Regions from separate parts of the Homo sapiens genome. Here regions 2 and 3 are each linked to region 1. A link is a loop called in an ENCODE intact Hi-C map of the cell type or tissue named here. Cell type or tissue: PC-9. All regions are shown on one strand.

Region 1 (8,000 bases):
TTGAAAACCAGCCTCTCTCATCTGGACAAAGAGCTGGAAGAGGAAGCCTAGTGCTTGGAGGGCCCCTGGGTTTACAGGACTGGAATCTCAGACCCAGCTTATAAGGGATTACTCTCTATAAGTTCTCCATCTCAGATTGGCTCCTGGCCCTTCTCTAAGGTTCTTCCACACAGCCTGAGTTTGACACATAAGCTCCAACCATTCAAAAACACAAGATCCTGCATTCAGTGGTGTGTGATCTTTTTTTGAACACCCAATCTTTGTCTCTGTGCAAAGGGGTGCACAGTCCCCCAGCCTTCCTCCTCCCCTTCTCTATCTCTAGCCTTTCCCAGGCCTCCCGCTCCTGCCAGCCATGCCCAAACTCTTAACGCTCACGTGTCCAGCTCTCCCAGGAGTAGTTTCCGTTTGTGGCGAACCCTCCTTGCTATGCGACCCTCCTCCACTGTCACCCTCTCGCCTGTCATTTTCTCATTATCGTCACCACCCCAGCCCCAAAGTTGTCCTCCACTTTCCTGTTTTTCAATTAAACCTTGTCCTATCAGGAATCCTCAGCCACCTTGTTCTGTGGTTACCAGAGAGGAAAATGACAGCATACAGGGGGAAATTCCCACTGATCGGCCTCAAGGACTTGGCCAGAGATATCCCGGGAGGAGTGAGAAGCTGCAGAGACCCCAGGGCAGATGAAGTGGGCGAGCGAGGTTTGTGGCGGGTGTGGGATGGGGTGTATTTTCTTTCCTCGCCTTGTACTTTCTTTTCACAGCTGCTGCTCCTTGAAGACCCCGACATTCCAGTTCCCAGAGCTAATTTTAACTTCTTGGGACTGGCTTGTTCTGAGTGACCCTCACCACTGCCTCTCTGGCCCTCTGGTGCACACAGTCCACACTCACACACTCTCTCGCTCTCAAACCAGGGAAAAATAGTTGTCATCCAGGCCAGCAAACGGCGAGGTCTCAAAGACCCTCAGGAAGCCGGAAACTGGACAGTGGGGTGGGGTGGGGGCGCAGGATGGGGCCCTGGAAGGACAAGAGGGTGGGGGTGGGGAACAACTTCCTGCCTCCCAAATAAGGAGATGATGTCAATCGGCTCAGTCATGATTTCACAACCTACTTAAGAGCTTTGAGGAGAGAGACTATGAGGGAGGAAGAATGTCCATGAATCAGAATGAGGACAGATGGCAGAGGCTTGCCATTGCTCCCCACCACTGCAATGTTCACACATGTGAACTTCAACCTGCTGAAGGGGCTGAGTTCAGATTCACGCCTTGGGGTCTCCAGTCAGGAGATAGAATTTGCAGTAAGTTTTAAATGCCCCTAATTCCATAGTGGGGAGGCACCAAGAGTCAGAGACATCACGTGACTTCCCCCAGTTTGGGATATTAGCGGGAGATTATGTAAATCCACAGCCAGAGCCAACACTGGAACCCCAGCCAAGACCAGAACCTGCCTTCCAGCCCAGTGTTCTTCCAGGCCACGAGGCTGCCTTCTGCTGCGTTTCTGATCCATTTCTCGTGATCCGAAAGCAGCCCACTGGTTCCTCCAGCACCCGCAGCAGTGAGGCTGTTGGGTCATTCTCTTCCAAACTTGCTTTCTCAACGCAGTCTTTGCCGGCTTCTCTACAAAGGGTGAAGTTGGGGGTTGGGGGTGACATCCATGGGGAAATGAGTGGGCCCCAGCCTGGGAGTGGTGAGCAGTTACAGAAAACGGGGACATTTTGTTTCTGTGCTTGATCCTCTGTCTGCCAGTTCCTTAAGAAAGCTGATTAAAAATGGGGTCTTCGCCAGGCACAGTGGCTCACACCTGTAATCTCAGCACTTTGGGAGGCCGAGGCGGGTGGATCACCTGAGGTCTGGAGTTCGAGACCAGCCTGGCCAACCTGGAGAAACCCCGTCTCTACTAAAAAGTATATACAAAAATTAGCTGGGTGTGGTGGTGGATGCCTGTAATCCCAGCTAGTCGGGAGGCTGAGGCAGGAGAATCACTTGAATCCGGGAGGCAGAGGTTGCAGTGAGCCGAGATTGCGCCATTGCACTCCAGCCTGAGCGACAGAGTGAGACTCAGTCTCAAAAAAAAAAAGGGGGGGGGGGCTTCTACACCAAATTTTGGAGGCATCAGTCATCAGCAGCAATTGTCCGCTTCCCTCAAATCCTCCCCCTACTATCTCAGCCTGCTTTTCCATACCCTGATCTCCTTCCCCTTTCCTTTCAGCTTCATCTACTTTCTTCCCTGAGCTTGGGATCCTGGCCTTTCCTCACCTGGGGAAGTGAAAAAACAAAACAAAAACAAACAGAAAAAAAGTTTCCTACTAAGGCAGAATCCTCCATTGGCTTCACCTGTCAGACTCCCAGTCACTCCAGACACTCTCCATCTCGATATACTGGATTGCCCGGGCAGTACTGCATGGCTACCAGCATGCAGACTGTCTGGATTTGAGTCCTGGCTCTGCCTCGGTTTTCACATCTGTAAAATGGAAATAAACAGTGTAGGGTTGCCTTGAAGACTAAATGAGCTCATATGATATGTACCAATGTAAAACTTCATCAAGAAGTACTCTTAAGATTAGAGCACTTGGCCAGGCGTGGTGGCTCACGCCTGTAATCCCAGCACTTTGGGAGGCCAAGGCAGGCGGATCATGAGGTCAGGAGATCAAGACCATCCTGGCTAACATGGTAAAACCCCATCTCTACTAAATAATGCAAAAAAAAAATTAGCCAGGCGTGGTGGCAGGCGCTTGTAATCCCAGCTACTCGAGAAGCTGAGGCAGGAGAATGGCGTGAACCCGGGAGGCGGAGCTTGCAGTGAGCTGAGATAGTGCCACTGCACTCCAGCCTGGGCGACAGAGTGAGACTCCATCTCAAAAAAAAAACAACAACAACAAAAAATAGATCACTTTACTAATTTACTGTGTATATGTTATGTTACACTTTAAAAAAAAGATGAAATGAGTTCATACATTCAAAGCATTCAAAACAGTGTCTGGCACATAGTAAGCACTCAATAAGATACTAATTGTTGTTATTGTAGCTATTGTTATTTAGCCTTGGTCCCCTTGAGGACTATGTGATTAATATTCCTTGCTCCTAAGTGTCTAGAGTAATGAAAGTATCTCCTATTTGACTCATGCTTTCTGGCTTACCAAGCTCTTCCCTGTGCATTCTCTCAACAGCCCTTTGAGATGATTACTATTTTCCTTACCTTACAAATGGGGAAGCTGAGGCTCAGAAAGAAGGAGTTGACTTGCCCCAGATCATCCTATCAATAAGTGGGAACCAGGGCGTGCCCCCAAGTCCATGTGACTTTCATGCAAGGGCGCCCGCCCCACCTCGCTCTGTCCATCAGCAGACCTGTTCTTCTATATCACCTGACTTCCTGGTTGCAGACACTGGGTTTCGCGACCCTGGCCATCTTTATGCCCTTTAGGAAGTGACCTCCCCAAGGTCTCATGGCTTAATACACCAAAGCTGAAATAGATCCCAGGTATCCTGAATTAATTTCTAATCTGGCACCATTTCCACCACAACCTTTTATCTTGTTGGTCCTTTTCCAATTCAGATGTGTTATAACAAAGAGAAAGACATTTTCTGTTTGTTTGTTGTTCCCACTGAGTTAAAGAAACTAAAGCCATTGCATTAGGAATTAGGGGAAAGACGTATGGACAGGGAGCAAGAGGGTGCCAGTCCCAGCCCACCGCTATAACCCTGAGGAAGGATGTATGGACGGGGAGAAGAGGGTGCCAGTCCCAGCCCACTGCTATAACCCTGGGGAAGGACGCATGGACAGGAGCAAGAGGATGCCAGTCCCAGCCCACTGCTTTAACCCTGAGGAAGGATGTATGGACAGGGAGCAAGATGGCGCTAAAATCCTACCCCACTGCTATAAACGTGCTGCCTTGAGTCCCTTCTCTTGCACTTAGGGTTCAAACTACTGGCTCGTTCTGTCTTCAGGAAGATGGCACCCTCTGGAGTCTGTGAAATGAGAAAACCGATGCCATCACCCACCCAAGCCCTCGCTAAGGACAGGTGGCACTCAGGGCAGACTCCTGAGACTCCTCACTCCAGCATCTGAGTCATTCACAAGCCCCGCAGGACCCCGTTTTCAGGTCTTCCCCTTCCCCATCCCGTATCCGACAATCTCCGGGTGCAGTTATTTTAAGGAAAATTCCACCAGGCAAAACCTCACAGAGACACTAATGTTTGAGGGTTTGGTTCTTCCTGCCTCCCATTGGAGACTGGTTTTGAGGTTGTTTCGCTGAATCACTGGGTGAAAAGTAAATAAATAAATGGAGGAAGGAAATCTTGCTTTAAAAGGAATTTTGTGGCCTCCCCGCAAAACAAAGCAGCTGTTATCACCAAAGAAATCTGCAGGACCTGACCTCTCTGGGACTATACTGCATTCTGGGGTTTCAGAGGCACCCCCACCAGAAGCACCTGCCCCACTGCCTTCAAGAGGTGCTCAAAACTGGGCTGCCAGCCCTCAGGAGCAAGCTGGCTAAATCCCATGGCCTCTGGGAAGCCTGACCTTGCTGTTGTCCCCCCACTCCCTTCCAGGGTCAGTGAAGGGCTAGGAGTGACCTGCCCTGGGGTGTTGACATTCTGCAAATTTGCTCAGCTTCCTTTTGGGATCTCACACCCCTTCTCGTGACTCACGCGCATGGCTTCTATCGGCCACCCCTTGCCTCTCTCTCATGTCCCATTTCTTCCCTGGGCTCCTGCTCCTCATAAAAACCAAAGGAAAGAGAGCTTTTGGTAATCAACTAGTCCAATCCCCTCAACTTGGCAATATGGAAACTGAGGCCAGGAAAGCAACAGTAACCGGCACTGGGTCACACAGCACCTTTGCAGCAAGGTTAACACTAGAACTGAAGATGCATTGCCCCCTGCAGCATTTGACCAGCAGATGACCCAGTGGGCTTCAACTCTCCACCTCCCAGCCCTCAGAGGCTGGCAGCAGCTGCTGTCCTCTAGATTGAAGAGCTGGCTGGGACACCGTGTACCCCGGGAGCTCCCCCTGCTAGAGGGAACAGACTGGAAATGGGAGGTTGAGAGGAACATTGTAAGACAGGAACCCCTTACAATATCTATGACGCCAGTGTTTCCTTGACCCTGGACCAGCTGCCTGGGCAGTGTGAAGTGTCCTGGCCCATCATAGTCTTCTAAAGCATCTCACTCTCAAATATACTCAAAGTTTCTCTTTGGTCCTGCTAAAAATCTATCCATTGCTCTGGTTCCAACTCACTCCCAGTACCCCTGGCATTTGAGGCCTGCTGACATTTTCCTCATCTTCTCTCCCTGTCTGTCTTTACACCGCCCCTCTGAACCAGTGGGGAAGGACAGAGGAGCCCCACCCTCAGAGCCTGGTGAATTTCAGAAGCCTGGGCACTGTGGGTGTGGGCTAGGGTAGACGGTGGGAGGCTGGTGTGATGTGAGCTCTGCCCACGGGGGGCCCTGCATGTGCCTTCTGTCAACCTCCCCTGACTGTGGTGGAAGGGAAGACCACTCCAAAAGGAATGTCCACCTCATGCCCACTCTGAGACCCTGGGCACATGACATTACTTACCATCTCTGAGCCCCGTTTCCTCATGTGTGGGATGTCACTCCCCTTCATCCCACTTCGAGAACGAGATTTAGCAGCATAACTTGGGGAAGAATAAAGCTCCAAGCATGCAGGAGGTGCTCAGTAATTGTTTGCTTCTCCTCTCCTTCAACCGAAGGGCAGGGCAGGAGCAGAATGGAGGGAGACCTTCCTTTAGACTCAATCAAGGAAGGGCCGCAGGCCTGCATGGGTGCTGGCTGTTGGTGCGTGGCTGTTGGCTGGGGGCGGGTGGGTGCTGGCTGGGGGGTACGTGGGTGCTGGCTGGGGGGTGAGTGGGTGCTGGCTGCGGATGCATGGGTGCTGGCTGCTGGTGGGTGGGCGCTGGCTGGGGGCACGTGGGTGCTGGCTGGTGGTGGGTGGGTACTGGCTGCTGGTGGGTGGGTGCTGGCTGGGGGTGGGTGGGTACTGGCTGCTGGTGGGTGGGTGCTGGCTGGGGGTGGGTGGGTACTGGCTGGGGGTGGGTGGGTGCTGGCTGCTGGTGGGTGGGTGCTGGCTGCGGGTGCGTGGGTACTGGCTGCTGGTGGGTGGGTACTGGCTGCTGGTTGGTGGGTGCTGGCTGGGGGTGGGTGGGTACTGGCTGGTGGTGGGTGGGTGCTGGCTGATGGTGGGTGGGTGCTGGCTGGTGGTGCGTGGGTGCTGGCTGGGGGTGCCGTGGGTGCTGACTGGGGCTGGGTGGGTGCTGGCTGGGGGTGGGTGGGTGCTGGCTGATGGTGGGTGGGTGCTGGCTGGTGGTGCGTGGGTGCTGGCTGGGGGTGCCGTGGGTGCTGGCTGGGGGTGGGTGAGTGCTGGGGGTGGTAGGAATGTAGGAATCAGGCAGGTCGAGGGTGGATGGGGACATTTCTCCTCACCACCAGCTCTGTCAAGACAAGGGTCTCAGAACTGCCAGATCTCAAGGTTGGAAGAAATTACATTCCAAAATGTCAAGTAGTCTAGTCACAGGCTGATTTGAAAACACTCTTCTGTTAGCTGTGCCATGATTGAGAATTTCATCCCAGCCTGATGGTAGCAGGACCACGATTTTCATGGTCAACTAATAGTCGTTGAGCCCCTTGTACATATCCTGGGCTTTCTCATATTTGGTCCTTTCAAGAGCCCCATGGTGTGACCATCCATTTACCAAGAGGGAATTGACAGTTCCGGAAGATTAAATAATTTCCCCAAGCCTACACGGCTAATAATTTCATGTCATGAATATTTGTTGAACACCTCATGTGTGCTGGCTAGGCCTGGGAATGCAGCAGTGGAAAGGCAAGCTGGATTCCCTGTCTAATTCTGGGGCTCCTTCCACCTCCTCTTGCTTCTGTCTCTTCCATCTGGCGACCACAACTGAATACAGGGCTTAAAGAACTTAGAGAGATATTGAGAGGTTGGGATATAATCTTATGAGTAAATCTTAATGATGTGGTTAATGGTCCTCCATGGGGACAGGACCCTCCCTTGAAATGCAGTTTGGAAACTTGTGGGAAGACTTTTGGTTATCATCACAAGCAATGGGCACTATGGGCAGATAGTCAGGGGGACTGGGAATGCATACAGGATACTCTGCACAGCCAACAGCTGTCCTGCTACCCACAGGACTGTTGGATTTGGTCCTACCAGACACCATATAGGTGAAAAGTCATTTATAATTATCTGAGCCTAGAACCTAATTCCATATTAAATTCAAACACAAAGTATTTAGGCAGTGTGTTAGTCAGGGTTCCCAAGAGGGACAGAACTAATAAGACATATATATATATATATATATGAGTTTAGTAAGTATTAACTTACACAATCACAAGGTCCCACAATAGGGGCTGTCTGCAAGCTTGAGGAGCAAGGAGAGCCAGTCTGAGGCTCAAAACTGAAGAACTTAGAGTCCGACGTTTGAGGGCAGGAAGCATCCAGCACGGGAGAAAGATGTAGGCTGGGAGGCTAGGCCAGTCTTGTCTTTTCACATTTTTCTGCCTGCTTTATATTCACTGGCAGATGATTAGATTGTGCCCACCAGATTAAGGGTGGGTCTGTCTTCCCCAGCCCAGTGACTCAAATGTTAATCTCCTTTGGCAACACCCTCACAGACACACGCAGGATCAATATTTTGCATCCTTCAATCAAGTTGACACTTAGTATTAACCATCACAAGTCCACCCCTTGTTAACTTGAACCCATACACATCTCCTCAGATCATACATAATCTTCAAATAAAGACAATAATAAGGTCATAATTATGCCTAACATAATACAACTATCCTTGGTACAACCGGAAACAAACCAATCCCCAACCTAAATACTATTACATAAAGTTAACAATATTTAAATGCTGATATGAAGTCAATAAATCTTATGTGGCATGATAAAGGAAAAGGAAATAAAATGAAAATATTTTCTTAGTACAAGTGTATAAATGCACAAACATGTTTTTTAACCAAA
Region 2 (8,000 bases), 220 kb after region 1:
TTCATTTTGGCAATTCCGATTCTCTCCACCTGACCCTGAATACTGGCTGAGATGAAACCCCAGGATAATCAAAGGGGCATTGGAAGAAGAGGTGGCAACATAGACTGTGAAGAAGTTGCCAGAAAGAAGGGTGAGAACTGGGAAAACAGTGGTACAGAAATCATATTTCCCAAAGTTCACTAATTTCAGGTGCTACAGAGGGTCAACGCAGGGCAAGGACCAGAGGCATTCTATGGGATTTGCCAAAGAGTGGACTAAAAGGGACCTTGGCCAAATCAGTCTCAGGAGAATGGTAGGGAGTAAAACCTAAAGAAAGTGGGTTGAGGGGCAAGTGGGGAATGAAGATGTAGAGATAGACAGTGGTGCGTAACTGAGGTTCTGAAAAGCAGGAACATGTTGAGGAGAATGGTGGATCCTTGATCACGTTAATCCAAAGAATAAAGAATCAATGAAAAGCAAGAGAGTAAAAATAATGAGCAGAAATGTCATTTGGCTGCTTTAACAAAGACCCACATAATAGGGGCCAGGCGCAGTGGCTCGAGTGTGTAATCCCAGCACTTTGGAAGGCCGAGGCGGAAAGATCGCTTGAACCAAGGAGTTTGAGACCAGCCTGGTCAACATAGTGAGGCCCTGTCTCTACAAATAATCAAAAACTAGCCGGGCATGGTGGTGCACGCCTGTAGTCCCGGCTACTCGGCCGGCTGAGGCAGGAGAATTGCTTGAGCTCAGGAAGTCAAGGCTGCAGTGAGCCATGATCATGCCACAGCACTCAGCTTGAGTAACATATTGAGACCCTGTCTCAGAAAGGGAGCTTCACAGTGCTAGTGACCCAGGTCCTTCCATCTTTCTACTCAGCCATCCTCAACATGCAGCTTCCATCTCATGGCCCAAGATGGAGGCTGCTGCTCATACCATCATGTTCACATTCCCTGCCAGAGCAAAGAAGGAAAAAGGACGGGGAAGATTATTTTCATCTTCAGGGCACCACCCAGAGGTTGCTAATATCACGGCTACCCAGGTTTCACCGGCCAGAGCTTGGAGACTCAGGCACATCTACCCGCACGACAGACTGGAGCAAAGTAATCTCTGGCTGAGGAGGCCAGGTACCCAGCTAAAACCAAGGGCTTAGAAGGCCCAGAACAAAGGAAGGAGGCACACCACCGCCACTGCAGCTGGGAGGAAGAAGTGGGGTAGCTGAGTTTGAAAAGGGCTGGAAAATAGGGAACTCTTGCCTGGTCACCTTTATTTTCTCTGCAAATTGAGACCTGGAGTCATCACTCAGAGAGCCAAGAAGAGAGATGGCTTTTCCAGCCTCTCTCCTGTTGCTGTTTAGGTCCGTTGTGGTAGAACAGGCAGGCACCTACTTACAGACCCCTGAGATGGTTCAAGGAAAAGCTGTGCCTTCGGAGTCCAGAGTTTCAAGCCTAGCTCTGGGCTCAGCTGCTTTATAACCTTGAGCAAGTCAAGAAATCTCAGTTTCCTTATCTGTTAAGTGACCACGACAGTGCCCAGCCTGCCTGCCTGCTCACAATCCTGTTTGGGCCCCACGGAGAGCTGTAAAGACTCTGCATAAGCATCAACGCTGGTGGAAATGTGAGTGGGCATTCTTGTGGGAGGGACAGAGTTGCCAAGGCAAAGCTGAGCCACAAAGGGCAGGCAGAAAAGGGCTGAGAGGAAGATCGGAAGGACGTGAGATGGGGTGTGGCCGAGACCAACCCCACGTGGACCGCCTAGTGCCCGGCCACTCCACAGGGCTCTGCCCGTCTCTGACCCAGCATCAGAACTCCTCTGCTGTCGGGGTGAGGGTGACAGGGAAGTGGGGAGCCGCTTCTGGACAAGCAGGGCTCCCGTGGCCAGTGGGAGGGAGCAGCTGGCCCAGCTGTCCACAGCCGCTGGGAGTCAGCCTCTGTTCTGTCTTAAGATCACTATCATAGAGCCTTGGCCTCGTCCTCTGCGCTTGGCCTTGGAAGCTCTCCTGGGACCTCTCCCCAAGCCCAGGACACCTCTCTGTGTTCCTGGCTCAGTCTAGTCAACAGTGTGAGTTTCTCTCCCAGCCTCTGGCCTAGCAAAGCTGGCCTCTCCAGTGTGTGCCTGTGTGCGCGCGCACACACACACACACACACACACATACACACAAACAGAAGCACTGCATACTATATACCACATGTACAACACACACCACACACAGCAAACACACCACACACATATCACACACTACACACACACACAGAAGCACCGCATACTACACACCACATGTACAACTCACAGCACACACAGCAAACTCACCACACACACATATATCACACACTATACACACACACATATGAATACACAAAGAACATACCACACATAGCATACAGCAAATATGCAAACACACCACACACAGACATCTCCCACAAACTCCACAACACTCACCAGCATGCATGCTCCCTACACATACACACCATGCACACATGCACGCTCCCTTCTTCCTAATGGCCCCTCTGTGTCTCATATCACACCCATCCATTCCATCCTCTACACAGCTGCTTCAGTGATTTTGCTAAAACGCAAACTACACCATTTCCTTATTTAAACTCCACTCCCTCTTCCAGTGGCTTTCCAGAAAATTCAGGCTAAAAATCCTAGCTCCTTCCCAGAGACTGTGGCCCTCCACAGTCTGTTCCCCCATGGCCCGTGCCGCATCCCCCATCAGCGAGTCTGTGCCACCTGCCCTTTCCCCCACTGTGGGTTCCTCGTGCATCTCTGGAGGATGGCCCCACTACCTACCTCATCCATCTGAAACATGTTCATCCTTCCAAACCCAGTTCAGAGCTCACCTCCTCTGTAAAGCTTTCTTGACCACCCAAGCAGAATCACTCCCTTCCTCTCTGCAGCTCGTGCGGTGTGTGGTGGAATGATTTGCTTCCCGTGTCTGTCTCCCCTGCCAGCAGGTGACCTTCTGAAGGGAATTCGTGTCTATAGACAGAGCACTTGTTCCTGGCATAGGGTGGGCTCAGTGAACACGGGGTGGGTGGCACTCATCCCCCTCATCCTCCCACACAGATCAAAGTGGAAAACCAGCTTGACTTCCAGGACATCACCAGCGTGGTCGCCATGGCCAAAACCTACGCCACCACCGAGGCCTTCATCGACTCCAAGTACGACATCCGCATCCAGAAAATTGGATCCAACTACAAGGCTTACATGTGAGTCTCTGGGGCAGGGGCTGGGGGAGTGTGGGAGGAAGGCAGCCCAGAGGTGCATGTCCAGCCGCTGTCTCCTGCACCCAAGGGTGCATCATTATCCTCCTTCCTGTCTCCTTACTGCCCTTCTTCTCTGTCCAGTGTGGCTGAGGGGCTGATGTCCAGTCACTGCTTATCCCTGGGCAGAGATCTGTCTACCCAAGCAAGGGCTGTTTCCTCCAGAGCAAGAAAGGTGCTTGGCATGTCTAGGGAACTGCACATACACACAGGATATATGTCTTTGAGAGAGAAATTTGGGGACAAATCAAGGAGGGCTTTGAATACCTTGCTGAGGGTTTTGGAGTATTTTTCTCTTCTCTTCTGAGCAAAGGGTCTGATCTGTGTTTATAAAAAGGTGACCATGAGGCTGGGAGGTGCAGAACGGTTTCTCTGAAGCCAATAAGACCAGTTAGGAGGTTACACCAGATTTCTCTGCCTGCAAGCAACAGAAACCACATCTCATTAACTTAATGGGTTTTTAAAGGGAATTTACTAGAAAACCATGGGTTATCAGAAACTTTAAAAAAGCAAACAAAAATATCTCCCAACTCAATTATCAATTTCAGAAACATTCAGATACAGAGTAGCCCCAGGAAGGTGGGCAGCCAGAAATAATAATAAACAATTTTCATGGCATCCCTACTGGTAAATGAATCTGCCCTAGTCATTTTCAAGGCTTAACTCAAGATTGTGATTCCGTGGAAAAAGTACTGATTAGTCCAACTTTGATCGCATTTTATTGATTAGAGAAAAGCAGAAAACTTTATAAGAAGGCATGCAGTGTGGGCAGAGCCATTGCCCAGTGGAAATAGAGGTGCTGAATCTAGAGGAAAAGGAAAGAATGCCAGGCAGAGAAAAGCAGCCCGCCTTCACCCTAGAGGTGGTTCAACAAAGCACGGATTACATGGGGCTGTGGTTATAAGGATGAATGGGGACTTCTGGAATAGGCAGACTGTCTCGTTCTTGGGAGAGGTCTTTGCTCCAAGCCCTCTCTATCTTTCACTCTGGAATGTTATTGTTAGTTCCACTTGAAATGATGAGACCCCAGAGGGCCAATCGTTGCCTGGTTGCCAAGCATTTATGGGGCACTGACTGTGTGCAGGGCTCCATATCTGAGGACTGCAAGGGTTAGCCCTGGACAGCTGGAAAGTCCCTCCATCCGCAGGCTTCTGTGTGGGTAGCTTGTGCTTTAAGCTAGGGTTGGCAAACCACAACCACAGGCCGAATCCAGCTGCCACCTGTCTCTAAATACAGTTCTGTTGATCACAGCCATGCACGCCCATTTATGGATTGCCTGTGGTTGCTTTAGCACTACCTGGATTGCCTAGACCAAGGGTCAGCAAACTTTTTCTGTAGAGGGCCAGGTGGTAATTTTAGGCTTGACGGGCTATATCGTCTCTGTTGCAACTACTGAGCCCTGTCATTGCTTGTGAAACTGGAGGAGGTGCAGGCAGTTGCCCTAGAAGGAAGTGTTCCCAGGAAAGGGATGGAGCTCATTCTTGAGGAGTAACTGCCCTATTCCACTAATCAACCTCTTCCTCCTGTGAGGCAAGCCAGACCTGCCACTGCTCTCAGATGGCCTCGGGGTGATAAAATCACCTCCTCCCTGCCCCCTCTGAGTTATGGCCCATTCCAGTGCGTTCCTGAGGCCCCTGCCTTCAGCCATGATATCATTTCCCTCCTCTCTTCATTGTTTGAGCTTCCACTTGACATTGACGACACCTTGTCCCAGTTTTTTTTTTTCTTGAGGATTACCTCATTGCAGCATTTTTCTGCTGAGCCTCCCTGGCCTGACAGCTCCACTTTGTCATTACTTACCGAGTTTCCTGGACCTTGGGCTGGCCCATCTCCAAAGGAGGGGGTTCATGTCAGACTTCAGTGTAGAATTTCCCCGGCCATTCAACCCCCTCTCTGGCCCACTCCTTGCCCTGCACTCGGGCCTTTGTGCTTGTCGCTACTGGGCTGTCATTCTTTCTAAGTCCTAGCAGACACAGTAAGGAAGTACATGTGTGTATCCTTACCCGTGTATACACATATATCCATAATTTTTTCTATATGTTCCCATCCACATCCCTATGAAGCTAAACAGAGTCCTATGGATGTCCCTGACTTTCATCTGGTACCACTTCGTTCATTTTAGCCTTTCCTGATTGCTAATCTATAACTTCCCACTCCAACAGAGAAAAATCCAGCTCCCCCATCCACCATCTATTCCACTTTTTTGGTTCCATCTCAGTGTATGTGCCCAGTCTCAGAATGGTTCACCTGTAGCTCCATGGGAAACAACCTTGCCAACTACGGTGCAGTGCCTTATGGCTCCTGGTGGTCATCTATTCTCAGCATTTTTACTTCAATTTTCTCTTACAATGATACATTTTTGTGTCAATTCCTCTCACCAGTTCACCCTTTGATCTCAATGACATAGCTTCCCTTGACCGTAAGACAAATAGCTTTACCTCCACCACTATGCTTAAACTCGTTCAGTCTTTGCCGAGGCCAGATGCATCATTAGTGATAGATAGCTTGTCTGGATTCTCCCCCAGTGTACACAGTTCCTCACCCAGTAGGTGCCTACTGGGCACCTACTACCTGCCGGATCCCACTGGATACTGGGTATACAGGGGATGAAGTTAAACATGTCCCCTACCGTCAGGATTCTCCTCCATCAGAGAAGAGAGGACACTAATGCAGTCATCAGAAGGGAGATGAGCATTACTGAGCATTAGTGTAGGGCGTAGTACCGGGCAGTCTATTTTTGCTGTGTAAAGGTGGGCTGTCAGGAAGTCGTATGTCAGATGAAACCTGAAGGATGAGCAGGACTTAGGGAGGCAAAGATGGAGACAAAGACTGTACGGAGTAAAGGGAAGAAGACCTGCAGAGGCCATGACATTGGGAAAGAGCCATGGGCAGTGGAGCACCGGAAGGGAGGTCGGTTGTTACTGGAGCAGAAAGGGCAAGGAAACAGAGAAGGATGGCAAGACAGTCAGAGACCAGAAGGCCTTCCTAATCTTCACCAGAGAAAAGTAGTCACTTCTCTCTAAGGATCACTTTTCTAACATTTTGGGGCCCTCAAAAGATTCCAGAATCACCAGGGGCTATACACACTGCCCTCATTCTCCTCAAAAACAGGCCAAAGTTTGGGGGATTTCATCAGATGATGTAGGCATTTTTTAATTTAATCTTTCAATTTCAAAGATGACTTAGAAAACAATACCTAGGATCCAACAAATAAAAAAGGCAAACAGCATGAAGGGAAATAAACATAGGAAAATATAGTTGAAGACAAGGTGTGTACGTAAGAATACATGCCATTACGTGAGCCAGTTATTTGAATCAGAGCCTCCTAACAGCCAAAGCAAAGAAGGAAAGCAGATCAGTGACGAGGGTCCCTAATTCCCTCAATGTGTTGTTTGTTCTGGTACAGGAGAACCTCCATCTCTGGGAACTGGAAGGCCAACACAGGCTCTGCCATGCTGGAGCAGGTGGCCATGACAGAGAGGTAAGAGACAAAGGAGGTGTAGGGAGAGGCACTGGCCATAGTAGGAGCTGAAGGGGGAATGCAACAAAAGGCCCTGAAGAGAAGGCCACTCCGCCCTCCGTCCAGTGCCTCACCATCCACAGAGCACTTTTTTAGACATGATCATCTTCACTGCCCACAGCAACCTACAGGGCAGGTATTAAAATAACCCCATTTTACAGATGGGAGAAGAAAACTCAGAGAGGGGAAGTGATTTGTCTAGGATCACAGAGCTAGTTGATGACAGAGCTGAGAGTAGAACCCTGATGTCATGACTCCAAGTCCGAGGTCTTTCCAGCCCTGACCAGCTGCTATAGGAAGAGGTCAGGAAGCCCTGGCCAGTCCCTCCTGTGCTCTGACAGCTGCAAGGAAGCATTATTAGGAGACCAGGCATATTGGAGAGTCCACTTCTCTCTCAAGCGTCCTTCCATCTCAATATGAATAGGGAAAGGTTGACGTCCCATGAATCATGCATGTTTTAGGGATGCTCTCTGGCTGAAGGGTTTTTCGGTCTTTCTCCCTTTAGACACTGTGTGCCAGCCCCACTTAAGGAAGTGCCGGCCGGGTGCGGTGGCTCACACCTGTAATCCCAGCATTTTGGGAGGCCGAGGCGGGCAGATCACCTGAGGCCAGGAGTTCAAGACCAGCCTGGCCAACATGGTGAAACCCCATCTCTACTACAGATACAAAATTAGCCAAGCATGGTGGTGGGTGCCTGTAATCCCAGCTACTCGGGAGGCTGAGGCAGGAGAATCACTTGAACCCAGGAGGCGGAGGTTGCGGTGAGCTGAGATCGTGCCATTGAACTCCAGCCTGGGCAAAAAGAGCAAAACTCTGTTTAAAAAAAAAAGGGGGGGAAGGGTCGAAGGGCCAAGTCAGCTGGTCTCAGGGCCTGCCACATACATACCTTCTTGCCTGCATGCCCTGTGACCTCTGCTAGCAGCCACACAATAGCAATGGACAGAGCATGGGCTGTGAACTCAAAAAGCTCTGTTCAGTAAACACCTATTGAGTACCTACTGCAGGCCATGTTGTGCTGAGCGCTAAAGGATGAAAAAATCCAATCCTTCCCTCTAAGAACTCTGTATCGGTTGCAAGGGCTACCACACAAACCAAATTGGTTTGCGCAGAAAGGGGGATTTACTGGCTCATGTCACTGACGACTCCAGATATACAGTGTCAGGTAAGGCCTTAAGGCTCCTCCTCTGCCCACCCAAGTTCAGCTTCTTTGTGTGTTGGCTTCATCCAGGCAGGCTCTT
Region 3 (8,000 bases), 65 kb after region 1:
TTATGAAAGGGACAATAGCTGTTGGGGACTCCTTTTTTCATGTTTCTGAGTTTCCCCTTGCCTCCTGGTTGTCTAAAATGTTGCCTTAAATTTCATTGTTCTTGTTTGTTTTTCTAGTCCAGGCAGACTTTTCAAATTAGCATGTTAGTCATTTGTGGAGGGTCATGACCCTCCCTTGTTTACAATAGGGCCGTATTATGTCAGCTCAGAGATCCTATCCTGGAGCTGGAGTTGGGACCAGATAATGCAGGAGCCACATCCCTTCCAGGGAGGCTGCTGTCCAAGGCTTGGGCTACTTGGGCAAAATCTCTCAGATTCCCAAGGGATACTTTAAGCCTGTGGAATTTCACAGACTTCACATGAGCTTAAGACTCTTATAGTCTCCATAGTCAATCCCTGAGTTAACCTGAAAGTTGCCCAAAGGAGGGAGGAGTCAAGCCTATTTTAAAAAGAGGAAGCATCTGAAAGCCTTGGAATTCAGAGACCGTATACAAAATTTCAGGCAGAAATTTTCGATTGTTGGAACAAGCTTTGTTCTAGGAGCAGAGAACCTGAGTTCCGGGCCTGAGATTCATTGTATAATATTGAGAGAACAACTTCCCTTCTCTGGTCCCATTATCCCCCATCTAAAACTAAGAAGATTGGATTCGATGACCTCAAAGTGCTCTTCTATTTATTACATTCAGAGGAATTCTATGTCCTGGGCGGTATGAGTCATAGACCTTGCCTCAAGGTGCTTAAAATTCTAGAACTGAGATGAGAGGTAGACTCTGATATTCCCATTAAGACAGACACCCTGTTTCCTACAAATGCACTTGTATACAAATCTCTCTAGAGGAGAGGCCCTGTAGATGAAAAACAGAATCTTACTTTGGACTTCACAAGTAAAACAGCTTTTAGAATTTTACAGCTTTATCCAGAAATGAATCTTGTATCTTTTTTGTCTATCCTCATCTTTTGAAGGTAAACAAATTGGGCCCCGAGAGCAATGTGACTTGGTCAAGGTCACACAGTGAGTCCATGGTAGAGCCTAACTCAGCACCTACCCCCATCCCTGCACACACACCACCCTAAATCTCATCAAAACTGTTTCTCCACCACTCTCTCCCTTTTGGCACCACCTCCTGTCTCTGCAAGCTCTGCTGTCTCTGCAGTGGAACATTCCTGCACAGAGGGGATTAAAAGAGCAGGGGTGGAATGCTAAGCCTCCCTGCCCATTGGCAAGAGCATTTCTCCTGAACTGAGCCCAGCAGGGTTCAGGGGAGCCCAACGGCCCATGTGGAGGTCTGGGTTGTCAGAACCAACTTCAGCCTACATGCCAGGGGCTGTCCACACCCTGCCCTCCATCACGTAAAGCCCCCCAAAACAAGTACTCCATGGTGGGGGCACTGTGGAGTTTGGGTGTTGTCCTGGAGTCTTTCTGGGCCAACTCTGTCAATGTGCTCCGCCAAGCTCAATGGAGCCACTGGAGACCCTGGGCCAAGCTCTGTGGGAAGCCCGGCCAAGTTTCAGAGCGTCTAGCGCCAAGGCTGAATGTCTGGTTCAGTGGAGAGTAAGTCCAGATGTTTGTCTCCGGTCAATCTCTTATTGGCTTTCTAACTTTGGACACGGATGACCTACTGGGGCCTCACAACCTTGGGTAGATAAAATGAAGATGATGTGTCACCCCCCCATCCTGGAACACATTATCTACCCTCCTCCATCTCATGCCACTGAGTACTTGCAGAAATTAATGTCCCATATCTTCTTCAAGTACAGAGAAGATAAATAGTATTTACTTCCTACAGTTAGCTCTCAGTTAATCACCAAAGAGTGATATTAAGGGTATATAGATGCTCTAAAATTCTTTCAATAACAATGTGTATTTCCAATTGCATTTACTAACTACCTAAAATGATTCTGGAGCTTTGCTAGGTACTAAGGATAACAGAACTAATAATCCACCATCATTGCCCTTTACAGACTTTCTAATGATGAAGAAAAACAAACAAGAGTTATTATTTATAAAACACTAGCTTTTAAGGAGGTAGGTCCTTCAAACAACAACAACAGCAAAAAAAACACTTTGCCACATTTTTGGGTTTGGAATGTGGGGCTTCCACATCTGGGGCAAGGATGAATTGTTCTGTGAAAGAAACGGTAAGAGATTTTATGGGAGATGAACAGGTAGAGAATAGAGTGGATATAAGTTGGCAGAACTTTGTACACAATTCTGATAAGGTAAGAGTGATAGAGAAGCTCTGGTTAGCATCTCAGCCAAAGAAACGGGGGAGAAAAACCATGATCAATAGAGATTCATGCAGATATGTGATGTCAAACCCCTTCAGACCCCACCTTGAAGTTGTCAGTAGAATCTACTGTGTGAATTTTTTCTGAGGAATGTGAAGAGGTGCAGAGTTCTATATACTTCAGAACTTGAAGCCAAGGCAGGGTGTATCAGTTATCTATTGCCACAATAATAGTGTTTAACCAACAACCCCCAAACCTCTACATACAACAAACAATAAGTGTTTATTGCTCATGAATCTGGGGTCAGCTAGGGTTGACTCTTCTGATCTTGCCTGGTCTTGTTCACGTAGCTGGGGGCCACCTAGATGTCAACTAACTTAGAATGGCCCGGGGGACTGGGCATCTCAGCTCTGCTCCGTGCATCTCTCTTGCTCCAGCAGGCTAGCTCAGGCATGCTCTCATGCTGATGGCAGAGTATCAAAGTTCAAGCAGAAATGTGTGAGTGCTTGTTCAAGTCTGTATTTGCTTCAAATCCCACTGGCCAGAGTCAGTCAAGTGACCAGACTCGGAATCAAGAACTAGAAAAATATACGTTGCCTGTGAATGTGAATGCACAGTGACTGATAGCATTCCAGGTGGTGGCTGTTCTATCAGCCTCAGGATGACTTGAAGCAGAGTCCCCAGCTGACCCTCAGTGAACATATTGCATCATCAAGAATAGACTTTCTTTGTTTTAAGACATGGGATTTGGGGAATTTGGTACTTTTGTAAACCTAGCCAACCTAGCCTATCATTACTGATACAACCATCTTATATGGATTGCTTATCAACGTGCCAGGCATTACATTATGTACATTTGGCATTTATTCATTCAAAAAATATGGAATGCCTCTTACATGCCTAGAATTGAACTCAGTTCATCCTCATAACAACCCAACAGGATAGATATAATTATCTCAGTGTTATGAATGAAGAAACTGAAGCTCAAATTGCTTACATAATGTGTCCAAAGTCATACAGCCAGTAAATGGCAGAGCAGGATTTAAACACAAGTCTGTTGGATTCCAGTGATCATGCTCTGAGCTCCTTCATTCTACTCCATTTCTGTTGATGTTTCCTCCTGAGGACTCTCTATTTTAGAAAAGTAACTTGCCACTGTAGGTGGATTTTAATAGAGTGGCCCACTTAGATCAGGGCATTTAAAGCAGGAGAGGGTCTCCTCTTGGGCAGGCTCCTTCATACATGTTCGATCCACATCCTAGTCCCACTTAATGTCCATGACTTTTAACACCAGCTGGAGTGATAGGGCAGCTGGCTACCTTACCAGTGAGTTATGGTTCTGTGGACAGAGAGAGATTTTTCTTTCCCCAGTGTCTTTCCCCAAGCTGCAAGGAGGACATTGTTAAACGGTTGGGCAGCAGGAAGCAGGCTGCACCACAGGCAAAGCTAGAATGAAATTTCATTCTGGGGAGAGGTAAATCAATGCTGGAGACAGGAGACACAAGCCTTGAGCCAAACCATGATAAGAAGGGGAAACAGAGAAAAAAGAATGGAGCCATCCTGACAATTCCTCCTTTCTCCTACAGAGAGGAGAGAGAGGGGATAGGAAGAGTAAGTTGAGAATAAGGAAGGTGGGAAGAGCCGTTTTCACCCACTCAGGACAGGAATGCATTCATTTTTTCATCCAAGAAACATTTATTAAGCATCTGCTCTGTGTCAGCCATCATGCTGGGTGCTGGAAAATAGAAAACAAGTTAAGTCATGGTCCCCATTTAGAGGAGATCACAGATGGGTGGAAAAGACATACTTGTAAACAAGTTAAAAGATGTTTACTGTACTCCCTTCTCTGAAACCCACTGAAAGCAACAAAAAGAATGAAAATATAACAGAAAATTCCATCTTCAATACAACTAGAAAATGGCTATGGGCTAAGATGATTAACTGCTCACCACAGTTCATTCCTGTCTTTCCATAATAGAGAGGAGTGGGTAAGGAACAATTGCCCAGGCAGGGACCACATTTCTCAGCCACTCCTTTGCATTTAGTTGAGCCATGTGATGAGTTCTCAAAGCTGGAATGTGAACAGATGTGATCTATGTCACTTCTGGGCCAGCATGGTCAAGAGATGGGAACACCTTCTCTACTCTCTCTCTTTGCCCTTCCCCTAGTAGAATTCAGGGTACTCCAAGACCCCTCAAAAGAGAAGGAGCCCAGTCCTCTGACTCACCATATGGCATCTACCTGCTGACCAGGAACATCAGCACTGGACCCTTACACTAGTGAGAAATGAATATATAACATGTTAAACCATTGCAATTTGGAGGTGTGTTCAGTTGTTACAGAAGCTAATATTACTCTAAAGAAAACAGGCTAAAACCCATATCTGCCACATTCAGTGAAGTTTGGGTTTCATCAGAGGAAGACAAAAAGAGGAGTCCTATATGTTACCAGATTTTCTTGAAAGTAAGATAAAAGATCCCTAAAGGCTGAATAAATAATCATTTATTGGAGAAAAAAAAAGGAAAAGAGAGGTAGGTGAGTCATAGAAGAGTAAAGTTCCCTGTAGTGACTCATTTCTATAAGGCAAAGGGCAAGGGAGACAGGGCTGTGGATAGGAAGGCACTATGTGGATAGCCAGTAGTACAAACCCTGACCTCCATTGCTTAAATGTCTTAGAGGTGAGGTGGAAGAGAAAGGGAGCAGCAGTCAGCCTTGCAGCTTGTCAGCAGAAGAGATGCATAAACATTAAATGGCCAGTCAGAGGACCCATGAATCTGTGGGGCTTTCTGGTGACCCACACTGACCTCATACTCATGGGAATGCTTCAAAACCTGGGGGAAATGTGTCCCCAGGGAAGAGCATATCTGATAAATTCTGAGACACCAAACTCAAATGGAATCTGCTGGTAGCCCCAGCTTGACTCCATCCCTGAGAAAATAACAGAACACAACAAGACGTTTCCAAAGTAAAACTACAAACAAGCAGACAAGATCTAACATGGGATGAAAAAATGAAAATGATAATGAAAGCCATTACAGAGGAGAAAATTAGCATCAGCAGAATGTGGGATTTATTCAGTTGATAATAGAGTCAGTAACATAGTAAGAGTTTTTTAATGAAAGAAAAGGAGAAATAATAAAAACAATGAAATAAAATAATGAAAAATACTTAGGAAATATGAATATGCATGCTGGACATTCCTAAAGAAAGGAACAGAGCAATAAGACAGAAACATATTCAAAGATATTATAAAAGAAAACTTTTCTGAACTAAAGAAATGCCTCTACAGAATTAAAAGTGGTCTTAATATACCATAGAACTTTGACGGAGAATGTTCAGTCAAAATTCTGAAGGAAAAATAAAGCTGGCCTCCAACTTCTCTTTATCCTTTAGTGCCAAAAGGAACAGGTACAAAATTCTGAAGCTATTGTAACAAACACATTTCAAATTTAAAAGCCAGTCTGGTTGACTTTCATGTATAAAGTAGCTGAAAGACATTCACCAGCACAGACTCAGAGAAAATAGCGCATGGAACTCATAAGTTCAATAGAGGAGGTGGACAACTTGATAATGAAATCTAGTCCCCCCAAAAATATATAGTCATTTCTCAGTATCCATAGAGGATTGGTTCTAGGATCCCCACACATACCAAAATCCATGCATACTTTAGCACCTACAGTTGGCCCCTTGAAACCCGTGGATACAAAAAGTTGGTCCTGCCTGTACACGATTTCATATCCTGAGAATACCATATTTTTCAACTGCCTTCAGCTGTGGAGGCAGAACTAAGGGACATGGAGGGCCAACTATCTTTATTGGAAAAAATCCACATATGAGTGGACGAACACAGTTCAACCCTGTGTTGTTCCAGGATCAACTGTATCAATATTATCAATTTAGGAATAGAAAAGCTGTAGAAAGTAAGCATTCATTGATGGTAAACATTGTATCCATTTAAATACCAAACTAAGGCTAAACAGCTGAGGGGCTCCTGGTTAGAGAACAGAAGGTAAATATCCTAAACCACTAGAGAATAAAAAGAAATGGCTTATATGTGGCAGGGGAAGGGATATGGGGAAAGGTATGCTTGCCCGAGTTTCTACATCTTTCATAGTCGAGAGTCTGTGGATGTAGAATAAAATTGGTAAATCAAGAAATAGGTGTTTCAGTATGCTATTTAAAGCATAATGGTAACCAGTTCAAGAATGAAAACCAGACTATAAACCTTCCAAATCATTAGAAAGAGAGAAAACATTAAAAATAAATAAATAAATAAATAAATAGCTCACAAACAAAACAAAGGAAAAAACAGAAACTTCAAAAATATAACAAAAAGTAGAAAACAAACATTTCATTTTAAAAAAGAGAATAAAATAAGATGACAGATTTCAACCAAATATATCCAACAGAACATTAATGGAAACAGAATGTACATTTCTACAAAAATAAAGATGTTCAATAAAAGTATAAGTTACAGGCCGGGCACAGTGGCTCATGCCTGTAATCCCAGCACTTTGGGAGGCTGGATTACTTGAGGTCAGGAGTTCGAGACCAGCCTGGCCATCACGGTGAGATGCCGTCTCTACTAAAAATACAAAAATTAGCTGGGCATGGTGGCTCACACCTGTAATTCCAGCTACTCAGGTGGCTGAGGCAGGAGAATCATTTGAACCCGGGAGGCTGGAATTGCAGTGAGCCAAGATTGCGCCACTGCACTCCTGCCTGGGTGACAGAGCAAGTCTCAAAAAAAAAAAAAAAAAAAAAAACAAGCTACAGAAAAATAATATTATATTACCCGATTTAGGCCAAACAACTACCTATACAGGGTAATTCCCCTTATCTACGGTTTTACTTTTCCCAGTTTTTAGTTACCAGAGCTCAATCTCAGTTCAAAAACATTAAATGAAAAATTCTAGAAATAAACAATTCATAAATTTTCAGTTGCACATTGTTCTGAGTAGCACGACGAAATCTCGTCCTGTCCAGCTCTGTTCTCCCAAAAACATGCATCATGCTTTGTCCACTGTACCCACGCTCTCTACACTACCTGCCTGTGAGTCACTTAGCAGCCATCTGTTATCAGATCGACAGTGGTGGTGTCACGGGGCTTGATTTTACTTCATCATGGCCGCACAGCACAAGGGTAGTGATACTGACATATTATTATAATCGTTCTATTTTATTATTAGTTCTTGCTGTTAATCTCTTACTGTGCCTAATTTATAAATTAAACTTCATCATATGTATGTATGTAATTGGAAAAACATAGTATATATATATATAGGGTTCAGTACTATCTGAGGTTTCAGGAGTCCACTGGTGGTCTTGAAATGTATCCCCCTCAGATAAGGGGGCTACTGCACATCCAGCCGTCCTTATGTATGCTTATTTATACATAGAAATTTCTGGGAGCCCTCCAAATATATTGCTAATTGTGATTAGCTTTGGGAAATGGTGCTGGAAAGATTTGAGGAGGAGAGGGATTCTGTTCTTCACTTTATGCCGAAAACATGTAGTACACCTGTATTTTGAAATGTAATTTAAATATCAAGTGTGTATAATATAATATGAAAAATGCCATAATGGAGACTCTACAAAGACAGGGCTTTGGGAAGTGATGGGAGAGAGGAACTAATTATGACTAATTATGCCTGAGGAAGCTAGAAAAGGCTTCAGAAGAGCGAGTGACACATGAGCTGAACTTTAAAGAATGGCTGTCATTTTTTGAGGTTCAGATCAAGCAGACAAAGCAGAAGCAGCGGAGACAGAAA

What was found. A loop is a pair of places that touch in the nucleus more often than their neighbours do. Peaks named below come from ENCODE experiments on the same cell type or tissue, not always from the same donor. Only the 100,000 strongest peaks of a DNase experiment are listed, where the experiment ranks them.
Region 2: it touches region 1 in a loop (10-fold over the local background); 4 of 110 quality-filtered maps call a loop at or near these places.
Region 3: a loop joins it to region 1, with 10 times the contacts of the local background. A loop is called at or near these places in 4 of 110 quality-filtered maps.

The regions. Positions count from the first base shown.
Region 1 is chr22:32,758,017-32,766,016 of GRCh38, reverse strand. The region is part of intron 6 of SYN3 (synapsin III); the gene reads left to right. Among named protein-coding and RNA genes, the nearest start is that of TIMP3, 40 kb to the left of the region's middle. RefSeq lists an enhancer at 1,609-2,119. In PC-9, CTCF peaks have their summits at 3,647 and 3,852; DNase peaks (open chromatin) are centred at 1,116 and 4,486; H3K4me3 peaks cover 902 bases; H3K27ac peaks cover 5,276 bases.
Region 2 is chr22:32,536,759-32,544,758 of GRCh38, reverse strand. It overlaps SYN3 (synapsin III), which reads left to right. Exons shown (of 14, transcript NM_003490.4): 8 at 3,046-3,188; 9 at 6,649-6,723. It overlaps LOC124905103 (a long non-coding RNA gene), which reads right to left. Exons shown (of 3, transcript XR_007068067.1): 2 at 2,820-3,660. Among named protein-coding and RNA genes, the nearest start is that of SYN3-AS1, 34 kb to the left of the region's middle. In PC-9, no CTCF peak of the experiment used is centred here; a DNase peak (open chromatin) is centred at 4,868; H3K27ac peaks cover 2,533 bases.
Region 3 is chr22:32,692,588-32,700,587 of GRCh38, reverse strand. All of the region lies in intron 6 of SYN3 (synapsin III), which reads left to right. Among named protein-coding and RNA genes, the nearest start is that of TIMP3, 110 kb to the left of the region's middle. In PC-9, no CTCF peak of the experiment used is centred here; DNase peaks (open chromatin) are centred at 167, 717, 4,927 and 7,277; H3K4me3 peaks cover 391 bases; H3K27ac peaks cover 6,445 bases.